2 separate regions of the Mus musculus genome follow, and region 1 is linked to region 2. Evidence: chromatin loops called from intact Hi-C (ENCODE). Cell type or tissue: left cerebral cortex. All regions are shown on one strand. Each heading gives the region's core, and the rest is flanking DNA. Links, peaks and the distances in the headings are about the cores only. Region 1 holds the start of Ttc9c (tetratricopeptide repeat domain 9C). Region 2 has its middle 24 kb from the start of Slc22a8.

Region 1 (8,609 bases), core at 491-8,490, 250 kb before region 2:
CCGCCGCCCGCCTCCGCCTCCCGCGCCAGCACTGAGCCCGCGCTAGCAAGCGCACGCACACAGAGGCAGAGGCCGCGCTGTCTTCGCGGCGTGTTTATGTCGCCTTCCTCCTGCCCTGCCCCTTTCGGCTCACTGAGCGCAAAACAAGACGGCGAGGAGCAGCTTCCGACACACTCTGTACTCGACCGCGGGGGAGTGCGCGCCGAGGACGACGGAGTTCCCTCACTTCCCCTCCCTCCTCTCAGAGATCCGGGCCAATCAGCGCAAGCGGCCTAACCGCGCAGCCGCACAGGGGCCTGAGTCGGGCAAGGCTGGCTGCGGCTCAAGTGCCTCGTAGCACGGAAGCGTGAGCGCGCTCCTCTTTCCGTACTTCAGTCGTAGGCTCTGCGCAGTCGCGCCGGAGTCCCGCCCATCTCAGGTCTCTTACTTCCTGCCCGCTCCCAATTACCGGAGCACCCTAGGGCTTACTCGATGTCCTCTCTTGCTTATTCTTTGACTGTAACTTCTGAGACTAGTAACCGAAGCCAAGCTGGAAGGATGGGTGGTGCAGGGTTTTCGTAGCCAGGAGGGAAAGGCCTTTCCAGCATCAAGGGAGAGAGAGAGAGGGAGAGAGCAATGCCGGGACCTCTTTCTGTGCTTAAACATCTACCCAGCAACAGAGGCGCCAACCCCACCCCTTCCTTCTCTCGTTGGCCAGCTTGAATCGTAGTCTGTTGCTCTGATTGGTCCTCCGATATCGTGCGGCTTTTTTTCCTATTGGAGAAGTGGCCGGGAATTTTTTTTTTCCGGGTTGGTCCGCTGGGGAGGCGGGGCCGGTTCTGCGGGATTACTTTTCTAGACTCCTTTCTGATTGGGTGGCATGACGCAATGCGCGTGCCCCGTTAGAGGCTAAACTGCTGGCAGGTCTGGTCTCTTCCTCTCTGTGCTCCTGCAACTTAAACCGAATTCCTGGAGGAGTCTTCCGGCTTGGGCCTCCGCTGTGGTGCGGTTGTTGGGCACAATGCTTCCGGCCTCTTGTGCCTCACTTGTGGACTGGAGACTCAGGCCTCACTCACTTCGGTTCCTCAATTAACAGCAGAACCATCAACAAATGTTTGTTGGATAAGGACAAATAAAGAGATTGGAAAGGAGCGAAGCCTTTTTGACTTGTTTCACTTGTTCCCGCCTACTCCATCTTCTTCCAGGTCAGGGGGTGTGCCTCAGAGAAAGAAGGAAACGAATTTTGCGGGCGGTCACACACTTGGAACGTTTAGTCGGGCCTTTGGATTTCCCTAGTGTCTGTAATCACGCCGGGATCTCTTCTAATGGAACTCATTTGGTCAATGGCCTCACTATCCTCACATCATTCCTTTTTTTAGTTTGCGGTACTTCTGGAAACTGAAAACTAGCACAGGAGAATAGATGGGACTAGTAAAAACAGCAAAACCCACATCCCTGCGAGCTTCTTGCTTACGAAATCGATGCTCTAATCATTTATTTTGATCCCATTCTACTGCTTCAGTTTCTCTTTCATTTAACAGTTCCAACAGTCATGGAGAAGCGCCTTCAGGAGGCTCAGGTATACAAGGAGGAAGGAAACCAGCGCTACCGGGAAGGAAAGTACCGAGATGCTGTGAGTAGGTACCATCGAGCTCTTCTTCAGCTGCGGGGTCTGGACCCAAGTCTGCCTTCCCCTCTTTCTAGTCTGGGACCTCAGGGCCCAGCTCTCACACCGGAGCAAGAAAACATACTGCACACCATCCAGACCCACTGCTACAACAACCTAGCTGGTAAGTATGGGACGAGCGTGGGCAGAGAATCAAGACCGCAGGGCCGGGCAGTGGTGGAGCATGACTTTAATCCCACTACTCAGGAGGTAGAGGCAGTTCAAATACAGAGTGAGTTCCAGGACAGTCAGGGCTACACAGAGAAACCCTGTATCAAAAAGCAAAACAAACAAAAAAGATAGAATCATCAAGCCCTGTGAACATTGGAAGATGTTCTTTTTCACTGCCACCTGGCTATTTAGCAGTCGATTGAAACCTGTTTCCAATTTGTAGAGTATTCTAAAAGCAAGCGGGATTTCACAAACCTCACCTGAAACTACTTCCTGGGCTCTAAAGCCCAGATATCTTGATTTGGTGGACCTAGAATGGGTTTATTTCGAAGAATGATGCTAACACCTGTAATTGCAGCACTGGAGAAGTCCAAGTAGAAAAATGGCTTCAAGTTTGAGAGCCAGACTAGCCTGTGATGTGTGCTAATACCCTAATTCAAACAAGTAAGAATTAACTGTATCCCGTCGTGGTGGCGCAAGCCTTTAATCCCAGCACTTGGGAGGCAGAGGCAGGCGGATTTCTGAGTTCGAGGCCAGCCTGGTCTACAAAGTGAGTTCCAGGACAGCCAAGGCTACACAGAGAAACCCTGTCTCAAAAAAACAAACAAAATAAAAAACAAAACAAAACAAAAAAAAATAAATTGAAAAATGGAGATAGTCATAGTCCTGGGGATGTTTCGTTTAAGGGATGGTTACATAGGATTCATAGATGTGACATTTATGACGTAGAATGTCAGGTATTTAGGTCACTACACATTGATCTATGTAACTGTCATAACAGTTCTTTCAGTTTAGTCTAATGAAATCATATCTAGTAATGAGTAGATTTAAAATTATACCCAAACAGCCTTAATTCCCAGAGCTTAAATGCTTCTTGCAAGATTCTGTGCCCTTTAAAAAACAGAAAATGCACTAAGGAATTTGCCAAAGATCACCTTTCTTAGAGAAGCCTTCAGTCACTAAGCAACAGTTTAACTTCACTTTTTCTCTAGCAGTTTGATTTTCTTCAAAGTATATTTAAAATTTCATTTGCTTGTGTATGCTTTCCACTTTGTGGTGCCCTGGCAGAATTTAATCCTTGCTTGAACTCAGTTGCTCCTCAGTAGAGATCAGTGAAGCCTTCCATCCTAGAGTGCTTTCCCTAAGCTGGTAAAATCCTGCCTCAAAGCTGGGGCCCGAAGCTAGAGCGGCACAATAGGATTGAGTGTGTTGTGTCTTAGCCAGTGTCCTCCTAAGCTGTTAAATCAGCTCCCTCCTCTCTTAAGCTCAAAGACCTCTCCCTTCTAACCTCTGTGAGAGGGATTTCCCACCTCAACCAACACCCCCACCCCTGATGGCTAGCATTACTCAAAGATATTTCTCGTGAAATCTGTTTTGGCACATGATGAGATGTCCAATCAAGCCTGGAGGTGGAGCACTTTCTTATTTAGACTAAACAAGTTTAGAGAGATGGCCCAGTAGTTAGGAACTCTGGCTGCTCTAGCAGAGGATCAGAGTTCAATTCCCAGCACCCACATGATGATTTACAACCATCTGTAACTCCAGTCTCAAGGGATATGACACTGCCCTCCCTTCTTACCACCTCAGGCACTAGGCACACACATGGTTCACGTACATAAATAGCGGCAAAACACTCAAGAGGGTGTGTGTATGTGTAAAATCATCTAGATGCTTGCCTTGTTCTCTCTACTCTTTGCTCCTGGTTTAGTGTCTGATCATAATCAGTGCTTGGTAAGTACTTACCAGTTGAAATTTTGAAGCTAAAGTGCTGGATTAATTGACCTGTGGAGAATACCCCATGTAAATAAAGCCTGCTTAGTAGGGGTGTTATAGCAGGGATGCAAGCATAGTGAAGGCTTGTTAATGGCTTCATTCTACCTGAATCTCTGCCACCTGAACATGATTTAGTTATGTTTTATTTTTTTATTTTTTTTTAAAGATTTATTTATTTATTATATGTAAGTACACTGTAGCTGTCTTCAAACACTCCAGAAGAAGGAGTCAGATCTCATTACAGATGTTTGTGAACCACCATGTGGTTGCTGTGATTTGAACTCCAGACCTTCAGAAGAGCAGTCGGGTGCTCTTACCCACTGAGCCATCTCACCAGCCCCTTATATTTTTAATTATACTTAATTCTGATAGCTGTAAAATAGAAAGTCTTTTCCTTACTTTTTTTACTTTTAAAAAATAATTATGAGCTGGGTGTGGTGGCGCACGCCTTTAATCCCAGCGCTCGGCTATAGAGACACTTGAGCTTTAGTTAATAAATGAAGGCCATGAGCTGAGCAGTGGAATCTCTCTCGTGTATAATAAGCCCTCCTCCTTTTTCCCTTTAACTTGGCCCATTAGCCTGTCTCCTCCAGATGGAGCCAGTGAACTATGAACGAGTGAGGGAATACAGTCAGAAAGTCCTAGAACGACAACCCGATAATGCCAAGGCCTTGTATCGGGCTGGAGTAGCCTTCTTCCACCTGCAAGACTATGACCGGGCTCGACACCACCTGCTTGCTGCTGTCAATAGGCAACCTAAAGGTAAGTGAGAGATGAGCATATATAAAATTGTCAGTACAAAGAAGGGATGAGTGATCAGGATGATAGTGCTAATTGCTGTGTAATTGACATTGCACACTGTATACATCATGTATTGAACTATATGCACCATTCACATTGTTATGTACATCTATTACAAAGCAACAGAAAAATACTTCTTAAAGAAAAAGAAGGGGTAGGGATGGATAGGGGTGTGTGTGTGTGTCTTAGTTGGTAGGCATGCACAAAGCTCTGATTTCAATCCTCAGCATTGCATAAAAAGCATATGTAGTGCTGTGCGTGCCTGTGGTCCCAGCACTTGGGAAGTAGAGGCAAGAGGATAAGTGTCTGTTAGTTACATAGGGAGTCTGAATATGGCTGGAGTCTGAATACATACATACATACATACACTCTGTCTCAAAACAAAACTTCCTCATTCTGGGTGGTTGCATGTCTTTAATCCCAGCACTCAGGAGGTAGAGGCAGGCAGATCTCTTGAGATTTAGGCCAGCCTGGTTTATAGAGTAAGTTTCAGGACAGCCAAGGGTATACAGAGAAACCCTGTCTCAACAAAACACCCCCCACCCCCAAAAATTGTATTGAAGTAGTACCCATGGAAAGGAAGTGTTAGTTTATTTAACTTTTCTACCTTTTTGTTTTTTTCTTTTTTTTTAAGACCTATTTATTTTTAGATATACCAGTGTTTCACTACATATGTATTGTTTACCGCTTTGTTGGTGGTGTGGACCTGGGAGAGTGGGGCTAAAAATGAGGTCACTGAAGTCTTCTTATTCAGTAGCCAACTATACTAAGAGCATTAGACAATTTATACTCTGCGGGTTACAAGAGCAAGCCACACAAAAAACAAACAATAGTAATAGCCTGCTGTAATGAGTGAATTAACACCAGTTCACTCCTATCCACTGTACCTAGGAGGGGCACATTTTAAGAGCAATTCCTTGTTTTTGAAAACATTGAGATCACAGGACTCTTACTTTCTTGGAGTTTTCTCACAGCACTCAGAATTCTCCTCACACAACTTCATTCTTGGACTGTGTCCCAACACTATAGCTGTGCACCACATGTGTCCCTGGTGCCTTTTGGGCCAAAAAGACAGTCATTCAATCTTATGGAACTAGAGTTACAGCCTGTAATGAGACACCACGTGGGTGCCAGAACTGAACCCGGATCCTCTGTAAAAGCAACGAGTTTTCTTAATAGCTGAACCATCTCTTCAGCCCTAGTTTTTAACTGTTTTTAAAATCGTTACTCAGTCCCAGGAAGGAACCGGCAAGGTGGTCATGAAAGTCTTTGCTGGGGAGCTGTCGGCCCTTGATAGCTGTCAAAAGAGGCAGAGTTAGTTGTCTATGAGGTGATCCCCTTGGAGGTCAGCCACACTCCAGCACAGGCCCCATTCCCAAGAGTAGTTAGACAACACAAACTTGACTAGATGGGGCTGAGGAAGAAGAAAACTCAAAACTTATGTGGGGAGAAAGTCAGGGAGGGCAGAGACAGCAGGATAGATATGGGAGGAGTTGGAAAAGAGGGGAATAAAATTAATATGTATTGTGTAAAATTCTCAAAGAATTAACAAAATATTAATTTAAAAATACATTTCCTTGGCAGTGGTGGTATATATATCTAAGAAAAATGATATATATATATATAACAAAGTGTACACATAAATAAGTTTTCCACTTTTGTGGGATTTTTGAGGTTTTTTTGTTTTTACTTATTGTGTGTGAGGTGGGGGTTGGAGTGGTCACAGGCCACAGCTCGTGTGGTGGCCAGAGGATGGCTTGTAGGGACTGCTTCTCTCCTTCCGCCGTGCGGGTTCTGCTTGTCAGCCTGGCTGGCAGCAAATGCCTTTACTTACTGAGACATTGTGTTAGTCCATGATTTTGTTCTTTTGAGACAGGGTTTTCCCTTCATTGCCCCGGCTAGCCTGCAGCTGCATCCCTAGTGCCAGCCTCCCTGAGGAGTGCTAGCTTTACAGGAGTTTACCGCCCACTCAGAATACTCCTGTGCTCTTGTTTCCACAGGAAAGCAACTATTTGTCCTATCTATGTCATTAGGAATATTTATGCTTAAACAGGCATATGCATTAATATTCCCTGTATCAGCTCTATAGGCCAATGGTTTATATATACAAGCCTGTTTCTGTTGATTTTGCTGTATTATAGATCAAATGTAGGGCCTTGTGCCTACCCTGCAAATACTCTACCCCTGTGACATCCCAGCCAGTTTATTCTGTATATGTAAAATATCTACTACCACCCTACCCCTTTTCTGTTTTGCCGCTGGGAACTATACTCGGGACATTACACCTACCAGGTACTGCACCCACGTCCTTTTAGTTAAATTAACTAATTTATTTATTTTGGAGTTTTGTAGGACAGAATTTCACTAGAGATCAAGCTGGATTGAACTTGGCCATCTGAACTTTTTTGTTTCTTTTTTTTTCTCTGTATGTGTGTGTGTTTGGAGACAGGATCTCCTGTAACTCAGGCTCACCTCAAGCTCAGTTTGTAGCACAGGCTGGCCTTGAACTTCTGATCTTCTCCTCTACTTCCCAAGTGCTAGTTTAACAGATATGTACCAGTTTAGGAGTTTTACTTTAAAGCCCCTACCTTTTATAGAAAGAGTGTTAATGGATCCCTGTAAATGAACTTGATCATCGCTGTTCAGCCTACTCTCCAGACAGGAGCTGGCCTTTTGCTCTACGTAGTATTTTATCATTGAGCTCAGGTAACTCCAGGTGTGACCTAGAAAAACAAGCTACTGACTGGGAGAATTTCAGATCTGGCACTCAGTTTTCAATACAGAAGGGACACTGAAGCAGATGGCAGGTTCATTTCTATATCATTTCTGTATTGTTGGTTTAACACTGAATATGGTGTCGTTCTCTATCCCCTCTGCACCCCCCCCCCATTTTATTTTTTTGACAGGGTCTCTCTTCTTTGTTCTAGCTGTTCTAAAACTCACTATGTAGACCAGGTTTACCTCAAACTCAGGTCCAATTGCCTCTGCCTTCTCTGTGCTGAGCTTAAAGGCCACCAACTCTGTTGCTTTCCTTTTTTCATTTTTTTTTTTTTAAGATTTATTTTATGTATATGAGTACACCATTGCTCTCTTCCGACACACCAGAAGAGGGCACCAGTTCCCATTATAGATGGTTCTGAGTCACCATGTGGTTGCTGGGAATTGAACTCAGGACCTTGGGAAGAGCAGCGGTGCTTTTAACTGCTGAGCCATCTCCAGCCCTCTTTTTTTCATTCCTAAAGCCACTACTGGAAGTTAAGAAGCAGAGGAACTCCAAACATAACAGTGTAATAAAATTTCTCTAAATTAAATGAGTGTTAAAGCCACTACAAGCTAATGAAGGAATAAAAGCCATTTGTTTGTTTTTTGTTTTTTTGGTTTTTCGAGACAGGGTTTCTCTGTATAGCCCTGGCTGTCCTGGAACTCCCTCTGTAGACCAGGTGGACTTCAAACTTACAGAGATCTGCCTGCCTCTGCCTTCTGAGTGCTGTGATTAAAAGCATGCACCTGCCTCTGCCATCTCTCCAGCCCCTTGTTTAATTTTAAGCTGGGTTTGGTGGTAGAAGCAAAAGAATCGGGTGTTCAAGGCCATTTTCAGATATAGATCAAATTCAAAGTCAGTCTCTTAATAATAATAACTCATAGTGGCATTAAAAATAGAATTTACGCTGGGCAGTGGTGGCGCACGCCTTTAATCCCAGCACTTGGGAGGCAGAGGCTGGTGGATTTCTGAGTTCAAGGCCAGCCTGGTCTACAAAGTGAGTTCCAGGACAGCCAGGGCTACACAGAGAAACCCTGTCTCCAAATAAATAAATAAATAAATAAATAAATAAATAAATAATAGAATTTACTATTATATGGAATAGTTGTGATACATTCAGAGTTTGGAGAACTAAAATAACTAGGAGTGTTAACAATGCTCTGTGGTCCATTTGTGTCATTATGGTCTGTCTGTAAACCTCTATTGTCTTTGAAGATGCCAATGTTCGGCGGTACCTCCAGTTGACGCAGTCAGAACTCAGCAGCTACCATAGGAAGGAGAAACAGCTGTACCTGGGCATGTTTGGTTAATGAAGAAAAGAGACATTTCTCAACTTGAACTCAAGTGGACAAGCAAAGGCCCATTGGGGAATCTGAGCCTCACTCAGCAAAAGGAGTTCACCCTTTACCTCTGACCCAGGTGGATTTCCATTTTGTTTCCTGTTCTGCACAAGTTCTT
Region 2 (8,609 bases), core at 401-8,400:
TTATTTCATCTCTGTGATTGCTGTGAGTGGAGTTCTTTTCCTGATGCCTTTTACAGCATGTTTGCTGTTGGTGTGCAGGGAGGTAACTGCGTTTTGTGTCCTGCCACTTAACTGATGAGCACCATCAGCTTTGACAGGAAGTACTTTGTCCACTGAGTCTTCTTCAACCAGACAGCCAGGTGTCTGAGAAATGAAATCAGGTTGAGTTACTTCTCTGCTTAAAATCCTCCCTGTCCCACTCCTTCCTTGGCCTTGGTTGCCTCTCCTCTCCCGGCACCTTCTACCACACTTTACCATCAGGCTGTCTCTCCAAGCTCCGCTCTGCCCCCAGGGTTTGGACCTTACAGGTCACTCACTGAGTGTGTTCTCTGGTTCTCTCTGTAGTTCGAGTGAGCGAGCTCAGACATCATGAGTCTTGCCTGAGACATCACTCCTAGTCAGTTCCTTGCTACCTCACCTCCTCATCTTCTCCCTGTTCTGGTTTTCCTTTTTCAGAGTCGTTGTCCTTTGGACTGGCTGGATTTTGTAGAGTACAAAGCAGGAAGTCAGCCCCCAGCTCATCCTGGCATTTTCTCTGTTGCTTCTTCCTTCTTTGAAAACATTTCAGGAGTGCAGCTTTATTACCTCAGGTATTCAAGCAACTTGGAGTCCATCCATTAAAGAGTTCAGTTATTTCAGAGGTGCACACTGATGGCTTTAAAGGTCACAATGATTTTTTTTAATTGCATGTCTTCCAGGATTTATTGAATTTTTGTTGTTTTCCAATTGGCTGATTTTGGCTTTATTATTATTAGCATCTATATTTAAATTTATTTATTTGTGCGTGCATGCATTTGTGTGTGTGTGTGTGTGTGTGTGTGTGTGTGTGTGTGTATGTATGTGTATGTGTGTGCATCCCATTGCACGAATATGGAGGTCAGAGGACAACTTGTGAGAGTCAGTTCTCCCCCTCCACCCTGTGGATGCCAGTAATGAACTCTTATCACCAGGTTTGGCAGCAAGTCCTTTTACTTGCTTGCCAGGTGTCTTCATCATTGTTCTATTGCTGTGAAAAGACGCCACGACCAAGGCAACTGATAAAAGAAAGCAGCTGGGAGTTTGCTTACAGTTTCAGAGGGTGTGCTTATCATCACGGCAGGGAGCATAGCAGCAGGCAGGTATGGCACTGCAGCAGTAGCTGAGAGCTCACATCAGATCCACAAGCACAAGGCAGGGAGTGGCAGGAGGAGGGGGTGGGGGGGAAGAGATGGGAAGTGGAGAGCTTGAGCTAACTAGGAATGGCATGGGCTTTTGTGCCCTCAAAGCCTTCCTCCGAGAAACACTTCCTCCAACAATGCCTTACCTCCTAATTCTTCCCAAAGAGTTCCACCAACTGTGAACAAATATTCAAATTTATGAGCCTATGGCCTATGGGAGCCCATTCTAATTTAAACTCCTACACCAGGCCACCATGGCTGTTTGTTTTGAGACAGGTTCTTACTAGAGACTAGGTTGGCCTTGAACTTAACCCTTCTGCCTTGACTTCCCCAAATCCTGGGATTATAGGCATGCCTTACCACACCCAGCTTTGTTAGCATGCTAGTTTTACAAAATAATGTTTTCACTATGACATTCTCATACATGTCTATAATGTGCTGTGGTCACTCATGTCCTCAGTACCCCTCTCAGGTCCCATCTCCACTTCCCACTGGTTCCCTTCCTCTTCACAAACAGCCTTTCTACTTTCATATTTTTTTTTAGTCTAGTTTCCACGTATGAGAGGAGACATTTGATCTTTGTCTTCCTGAGTTGGGCTTATTTTGGCTAGCTTTCAAGTGCTTCAGCAAAACCCCGGCCAGCCGGCTCTCTGCACCTGCAGTTCCTGCAGCCTCTGTTCTGCCCAGTGCTTCTCAGCCTTCCTGATGCTACGACGGCTTTAATATAGTTCCGCATGTTGTGGTGACCCCCCAACCACAACATTATTTTTGTTGCTCTTTTATATCTGTAACTTTGCTATTGTTATGAATCACAATGTAAGTGTGATGCAGGATCTCTGTTATGCGACCCCCATGAAAGGGTCCTTTGACTCCAAAGAGGTTGTAGCTCACAGGTTGAGAAACACTGTGCTAACCTCATTTTAAAACTATTTTAACAAATTGCATTGAGTCAGGTGTGGTTGTACAGAGGCAGGAGGATCTCTATGAGTTTGAAGCTAGCCTGTTCTACATAGTGAGTTATAGGACTTCAAGTGCCATATAGAGACATTGTCTTAAAAAAAAAATAGACCATGGTGGAGCATGCCTTTAGAGTTTCAGTCTAGTACGCAATGAGACCCTCTCTCTAAAAAAAAAAAAAAAAAAAAAAAAAACCTGACATAGTATTTACACTATATTATATAATTCAAAGGCAATTTAAAGTATATGGGGAGATATGCTGAATGGGGGTCTATGCAAATGTCACTCTAAAGGTTGCACACCCATTTGATATCTGAGGATGTCATGGGGCAACATGCACATGGAGACTGATACACGCATGCATGCGTGCACACACACACACACACACACACACACACACATGCACACACGCACACACACAGCACTTATATCTACATCACTCCCACCCTTCCTCTCCTCCTCCAATTCCTTCCTGTCTGGCTTCTCCTTCACGATCTTTAATGCAATGGTGAGCACTCCAGAGCCTGAACACTGCTAATGTCCATGTCTTAAGCCTAAGTGGTGACTAGATGGGGTATTCATTATACCATTCTTTCAATTTTCCTGTATTTTTGAAAACTTTAAGAAAAAGCTGAGTGAAAACAGAAACCACTCTTGACCAATATCTAAATATTTGTTTCTCCTCCAGCATGTTCCAGCCAGCTTGACAAAGGCCTAGCTTAATCGGGGACAGATTTCCAGGGAGCAGTGGTGCTATGGTTGGTGTGGTTCCTCCCGAGTTCACCTTTGTCCTCTCATGCTCCTGGTCCTCCAGGAAAGGGGAGGGGAAGGCTGTGTGGGGGCAGTCCCAAACCAACTTAAGGAGAGAAAACAGTTTAGTTGTCTCTGTTGAGAAGAAGCCAAAAGCTTTCCCCAGCTCCCTCTTAGAGTAGAGTCTGGTATTTCAGAGACTCACCTGCCTCTTGCTAATGGTTGTAAATCCTTTCAGAAGCAAACTAAGTCCTTCTTCCAGTTTTCCTCCCCTAAAGTGTTTTCACAAGACCTCCTGAAGCATCTCTTTGAAATTTAACCAGCAAGGACTTCAGTGCCCTATGACCCAGTTTCTGCCAGTGTCCTAGCCTAACCTCAGTTGGGCCTTGCTCCAGATTACCTTCCTACCTACTTTTGGTCTTATTCACAGGGAAAAGGGGGTTTTCATCTGAATAAGGGCATTAAACATAGGTGGCCAGTACAATTACCAGACTTGGATAGACTTTCTGTGAAGTCAGGGTTTTCTTTGTTATCTGTCCATCTGTCCATCATCCACCCATCCACCCTTCCATCTACAGTGTTTCGAATGGGGGCACTTTCTGCTTGGCTACAATAAATGGGGAGAGTTTTTTTCTCTTTGCAGTCTCTTGGTAGCTTGCTGAATGTTACATTCTGCTTTAGTAGTTATTTGGGATTTCCCTTCCTTCCACTTTTGCAGGAGGCTTTCTGGGTTGCCAGGAGATTGCCCCTTTAACTTGTATTTCCCCGGTAAGTGGTGTGTGCACCTTCCAGAGATGCATATTTTTGTGTCATCTTTTCTGTAGAAAGAAATGGCATGACGTTTCCTTCAAGACCCGCTAAGGTCCCATGGGCCCCTGTGTCTAATGTGGTCTCCAGGGAAGGGCCGGCCACCCTTCGACCAGCAGGTCAGCCTTCCTCAGAAAGAGATGGGAGGTGTTCCCTCTGGGACAAAAGTTGAGGCGAGGAATTAACAGACTGAGGTTGACTCTCTGGGTAGTTCAGGAGAAGCAAGTAGTTCAAGAGGCTGCATAGCCAGCCAGCCTCACTCCCCTCGTCCCCGCTTCTGCCCAATCTCTGTATCGGTGTGTAGGGTTCAGGGGAGCGCGAGAGAGGACAGCTTCTTGCATTGTACTGGACGCTGAGGAGGGCCAGAGCGCAAATTTTGTGCCCAGCAGCGGCTAGGTGCCCCCCACCTTCACCCCCGCAGCCCCGCCAGACTAGCTCGACAGTGACATCGTGTGGAAGTATGGAATTGTGGCTTCTCTAACTGATTAAATGAACCGAAGGGGTCGCAGCCCTGGGATAGCTGCACCTGGGAAGAAAGTCAGGTGACAACAAATACAGGGAGCTTGATCAGCAGAGTGGAAAAGCTATATGTGTGGGACAAGACTCCTTTGTAAATAGTATTTCCTGAATGTCTGTTACAGTATTACCGATACTGCTAAGGACCCTTCCTTTCAGATGAAGGGCTGTGGTTAGGTTGGGTATGTGAGGGGTGTTGGTTCTTCTGGATATTGCAGGGAGAATCAGTATTTTTTTTTTTTTTTTCTTCCTATTCTTGTTTCGCGTGTTTCTCCTCCCTCTCCCTCTCCCTCTCCCTCTCCCCTCTTTTCCCCTCCTCCTCTCTCCTTCTCCCCTCTCTCCCTTTCCCTATCTCCCTCTCCTTCTCCCTCTTTCTCCCCTTCCCTCCCCTTTCTTTTTTCCTCTCTCCGTATTTTAACTTTCACTACGTAACTCATGCTGTTCTTAAACTGGTGATCCTTTTACCCGGCCTCTCCAGTCCTTGGGGATTATAGACACACAAAAATATTTTTTTTTGTTTTTTTTCTTTTCTTTTCTTTTCTTTTTTTTTTTTTTGTTTGGTTTTTCAAGACAGGGTGGTTTTTCTCTGTGTAGTCCTGGCTGTCCTGGAACTCACTTTGTAGACCAGGCTGGCCTCGAACTCAGAAATCTGCCTGCCTCTGCCTCCCAAGTGCTGGGATTAAAGGTGTGGGTCACCACTGCCTGGCACACACAAAAATTTTTTTTTGTTTTTTTGTTTGTTTGTTTTGTTTTGTTTTGTTTTGTTTTTTTTTGACACAGGGTCTGGCTCACCTGAAACCTGCTATGAGGATTAGGTTGGCCTCACACACATAGAGATCTGCCCACTTCTGCCTCTCTCTCTCCTGTGTAGGCTTGGCTGTCTTGGAAGTTGCTTTCTAGACCAGGCTGGCCTTGAACTTATAGAGATCCGTCTGCCTCTGCCTCTCAAGTGCTGAGACTAAAGGCATGTGCCACTACTGTCTGGCAGTGAGATGTTTTAAAATTATTGAGAATGACCATGGTATGAACTCCATGACAGCTGTGCTTATTATTAAATTATTAAATGTTATATTAAATTTAATATTAAATTAATTAGTATTATTAAATTATTAACGTATGTGCCAGCACATTTCTGTAACACCCCGGAAAGATGTAGCAATGACTTTTTCTGGAAATCTTGTTGGACATTCCATGGGTTTGAGTCCAGAAGGTTCCACTGATCTGAGCATTTACCTCAGGCAGTGAATGGAGACTGGGGGCCAGCTGGTCACATTTAGGTCTGTGTTCTTGGAGGCCTGAGGATGACCCAGCCCCTGGCTAAACTTGTTTTATGATAATTTTTAAATCTTCATTAGGCAGTAATCAGTTTTAAGTTCCAATATGTTAAGCAGAGCATTATTTTTGGCCTGTATGGAGAGACTAAGACAACAATTGTCACTGCCCTGTATATAGTAAGAGGACATTGTTGCACGGCAAAACAAAACACAACACAATTACTTTCCTTGGCACTGGAAATGGATCCCACCTGGCTCCTGTTTATCACCCAGCCTTCATGTTCTGATATATATCTTTATTTCAGAAGTTAGTACTGAATACTGGCTTCCTTATGGCACTCTCTCTCTCTCTCTCACACACACACACACTGTTTTACTTTGTTTTTATTTGTCTCCCTTCAGCTTTGCTCTACTCTGTGTTTTGATATATTTATTTGTTACTGTCTGCCATTCCCTGCACTCTCCTCCCCCCTCCCCCATTAGATTATAACGATTCTTTTTTGAGGGCGAAGACTTTGCCTGGATCTCAATGTCAGCTAGATCCCTGGCCGGTGCTCTGTGGGTAGTCAGGTGGTTTGCAATCTAGGGCTGGGCAGGTAGCGCCGTGGGCGGGTACCGTGCATGAGGCTTTGGGTTTGATCTGAGCTCCACATGACCTGGCTGACTCCTGTGATTCCAGCTCTTGCAGGTGCTCGAGGAGTAGCAAGAGTTCAGGGCCAGCCTTATTTACAGCAAATTGGAACTTCCCTTAGCCTTTGTGAAACTGTTACAACCAACAACCATGTTTACAATACATGTAATGATGTATGCCAACACTTAGACAAGGAAACTCGGTTGTTCAGTACTCTGTTCTTATTGACTTTCAGGTTTTTTTTTTTTTTTCCCACCAAGGAAATGTTGCCAGGAGGAAAGACTGAGATTTCGCCTCTTCCTATTGTTCTTGTCTCATGCTGACCCCTGGTGGCCCTCTTCACACATGACTTTCTGTCTAGAAGATGATGTCACATAATGAGCAAAAACAGTGTTCAGAGTTTGGAATCTGGGTTGAGTTCCATCTCTTGAGCCCTGCACGTGGTCCTCTGACCGCCACATGTGCTCTGAGATATGTATGCATGTGTCATGTGTGCACATACACAACCAAGCAAATAAAAGTGTTTAGGGGCTGGAGACGTGGCTCAGCTGTTAGAGGGCTTGTTGCTTTTGCAGAGAACCCAAGTTCAGTTTTTAGCACCCACATCAGGAAGCTCACAATTCCTGTAACTCCAGTTCTAGGGGACCTGGTGTCCCTCTCTGGCTTCTGCAGGCACCGCACTCACAGGCACACCCACTCCCCACACATACAAGTGATTAAAAATAAAAAGAAAATCATCTTAAAAGAAAAGTTTGGGAATCTGAGCATTTGCTCTTCTCTTTCAGAACAGTGGAGTGTAGGCTGAAGGGTGAGTCATTTTGGACCACAATGATGAAGGCAGTATCCTAGAGATGACAGAAGAACAAACTGAATTGATGTACTGGGTTAAGAAGTTTTCACTGGGGCTCAAAAGGAGAAGAGGAGGGGAGACTGCACAGAATACATACACTCACACCTCACTGTCCAGAAAACAATGCTGCTGAAGAGCCTTAGGCCACACTTTTCTGCAAGACAGGCTGAGAACTGCAGCCCCCACCTCTGTGGCCAGAAATCCGTTATAGAAGAACAAAAACTGGATTTTGGGACTTAGCTGGCAGGTGGTTCTCCCCCCTCCCCCACAGATCATCAAAGCAGCTAGGGTTAAATAGTCTGACTTATAAATGGACTGATTTGTTTGTTTGTTTGTTTGTTTTTTTTTTAAATGAAGGCGAAGGCTTCAAGTCCAGACTCAAGCCTCTGGCCATTATCCTTATATCCTTTGTTTGTAATTAAGCTTAATTGGTGACATCAGTGTTTGGAGCTTGTGGCTCAATGCCTGCCCTGGTGACATTATCTTAGCGTTGTCTCTGGCTGATGTCCTATCAGTAGGCTTATGCTGAATTTGTCTGTTGCATTATTAGACGTCTTTGCTTGCCTGATTATCATCTCATTATATTTAGCAGGGCCATCTGGAGGCTTCATCTGCTAGGAGACGGAGGAAGAAGTCTGGGTGGTCAGCTGTCTCCTTGTTACATAGGGCTGATGAGTCACTCACTTGGAAAACATTGCTGATGTCTGCCCCTTCTTCTTGGTGGCTTTATGAGACCACCAAGGCCAGCTTACTGCTGGGGCTCTGTGTTTTCCATTCTTCATATACTCTCCAGGGTGTGAAGCACGTGTTCTCTCTATACCCATACACAGAAACAAATGCATGTATATACTCACAGACTGACATGTCCTTAACAAATGGAGCAAAAGCTCAAATAGATATTTCTTTAAAATGAACTAAAAGGGTCAGTCATGCTGGCACTCACTTTTACCTCTAGCACTCAGGAGGCAGAGGCAGCTGGAGCTCCAAGAGTCTGAGGCCAGCCTGGGCTACATAGTGAGTTCCAGGACAGCCAAAGCTACATAGTGAGATCTCATGTCTCAAAAACAAACAAACAAACAAGCAAACACTCCCCTAAATAAACATAAAGCTTCAAAATCGACTAAAGTCAATCCTTTACTTTTTTTGCGTGTGTTTTAACACACATTTTGCATACTTTGTATTAAATTTTCATTTGTGATTGTGAATTCTTGGAATGCTTTTACACTTGGCTTTTTTGAAAATTAAAAGTTATTTATTTTGTGTGCATGGGGTGTTTTGTCTGCCTGTATGTGCATGCCTAGTGCCCAGAGAAGCCAGAAGAGGGTGTTGGATCCCCTGCGACTAGAGTTACAGATAGTAGTGAGCCATCATGTGGGTGAAAATTTAAACCCAGATTCTCTGGAAAAGCAGCCTGTGTTCTTACCTGCTGAGTCATCATTCCAGCCCCATCTCGGCTTTTAAGTTAACATTCTTCCCCTTACATATTTCATCCTGTCCCTCTTATTCTTCTCCAAGTCTCCTCCATCATGCAATGCTACCTGAAATTGAAAAAATAAGACATTTTCTTTATGAATAATTTGGTATATTTGTCTAATATACATAAGTGCTGACTGTAAAGGGACAGCCTC

Evidence for each region. Hi-C counts contacts between places; a loop is a spot of excess contacts. Peaks named below come from ENCODE experiments on the same cell type or tissue, not always from the same donor. Only the 100,000 strongest peaks of a DNase experiment are listed, where the experiment ranks them.
Region 1: it touches region 2 in a loop (5-fold over the local background); 3 of 42 quality-filtered maps call a loop at or near these places.

Annotation. Positions count from the first base shown.
Region 1 is chr19:8,811,596-8,820,204 of GRCm38, reverse strand. It overlaps Ttc9c (tetratricopeptide repeat domain 9C), which reads left to right and starts at 911. Exons shown (of 4, transcript NM_027412.3): 1 at 911-1,184; 2 at 1,521-1,769; 3 at 4,169-4,351; 4 at 8,367-8,609. The coding sequence starts at 1,532. The coding sequence ends at 8,461. Hnrnpul2 (heterogeneous nuclear ribonucleoprotein U-like 2) reads right to left here and starts at 804. Exons shown (of 14, transcript NM_001081196.1): 1 at 1-804. In left cerebral cortex, for the core only: a CTCF peak has its summit at 4,175 (motif pointing right); a DNase peak (open chromatin) is centred at 792; H3K4me3 peaks cover 1,760 bases; H3K27ac peaks cover 1,240 bases.
Region 2 is chr19:8,565,181-8,573,789 of GRCm38, reverse strand. No RefSeq gene overlaps it. Among named protein-coding and RNA genes, the nearest start is that of Slc22a8, 24 kb to the left of the region's middle. In left cerebral cortex, for the core only: CTCF peaks have their summits at 3,966, 4,174, 6,468 (motif pointing left) and 8,257 (motif pointing right); DNase peaks (open chromatin) are centred at 6,509, 6,841, 7,611, 8,370 and 2 more places; H3K4me3 peaks cover 559 bases; H3K27ac peaks cover 1,699 bases.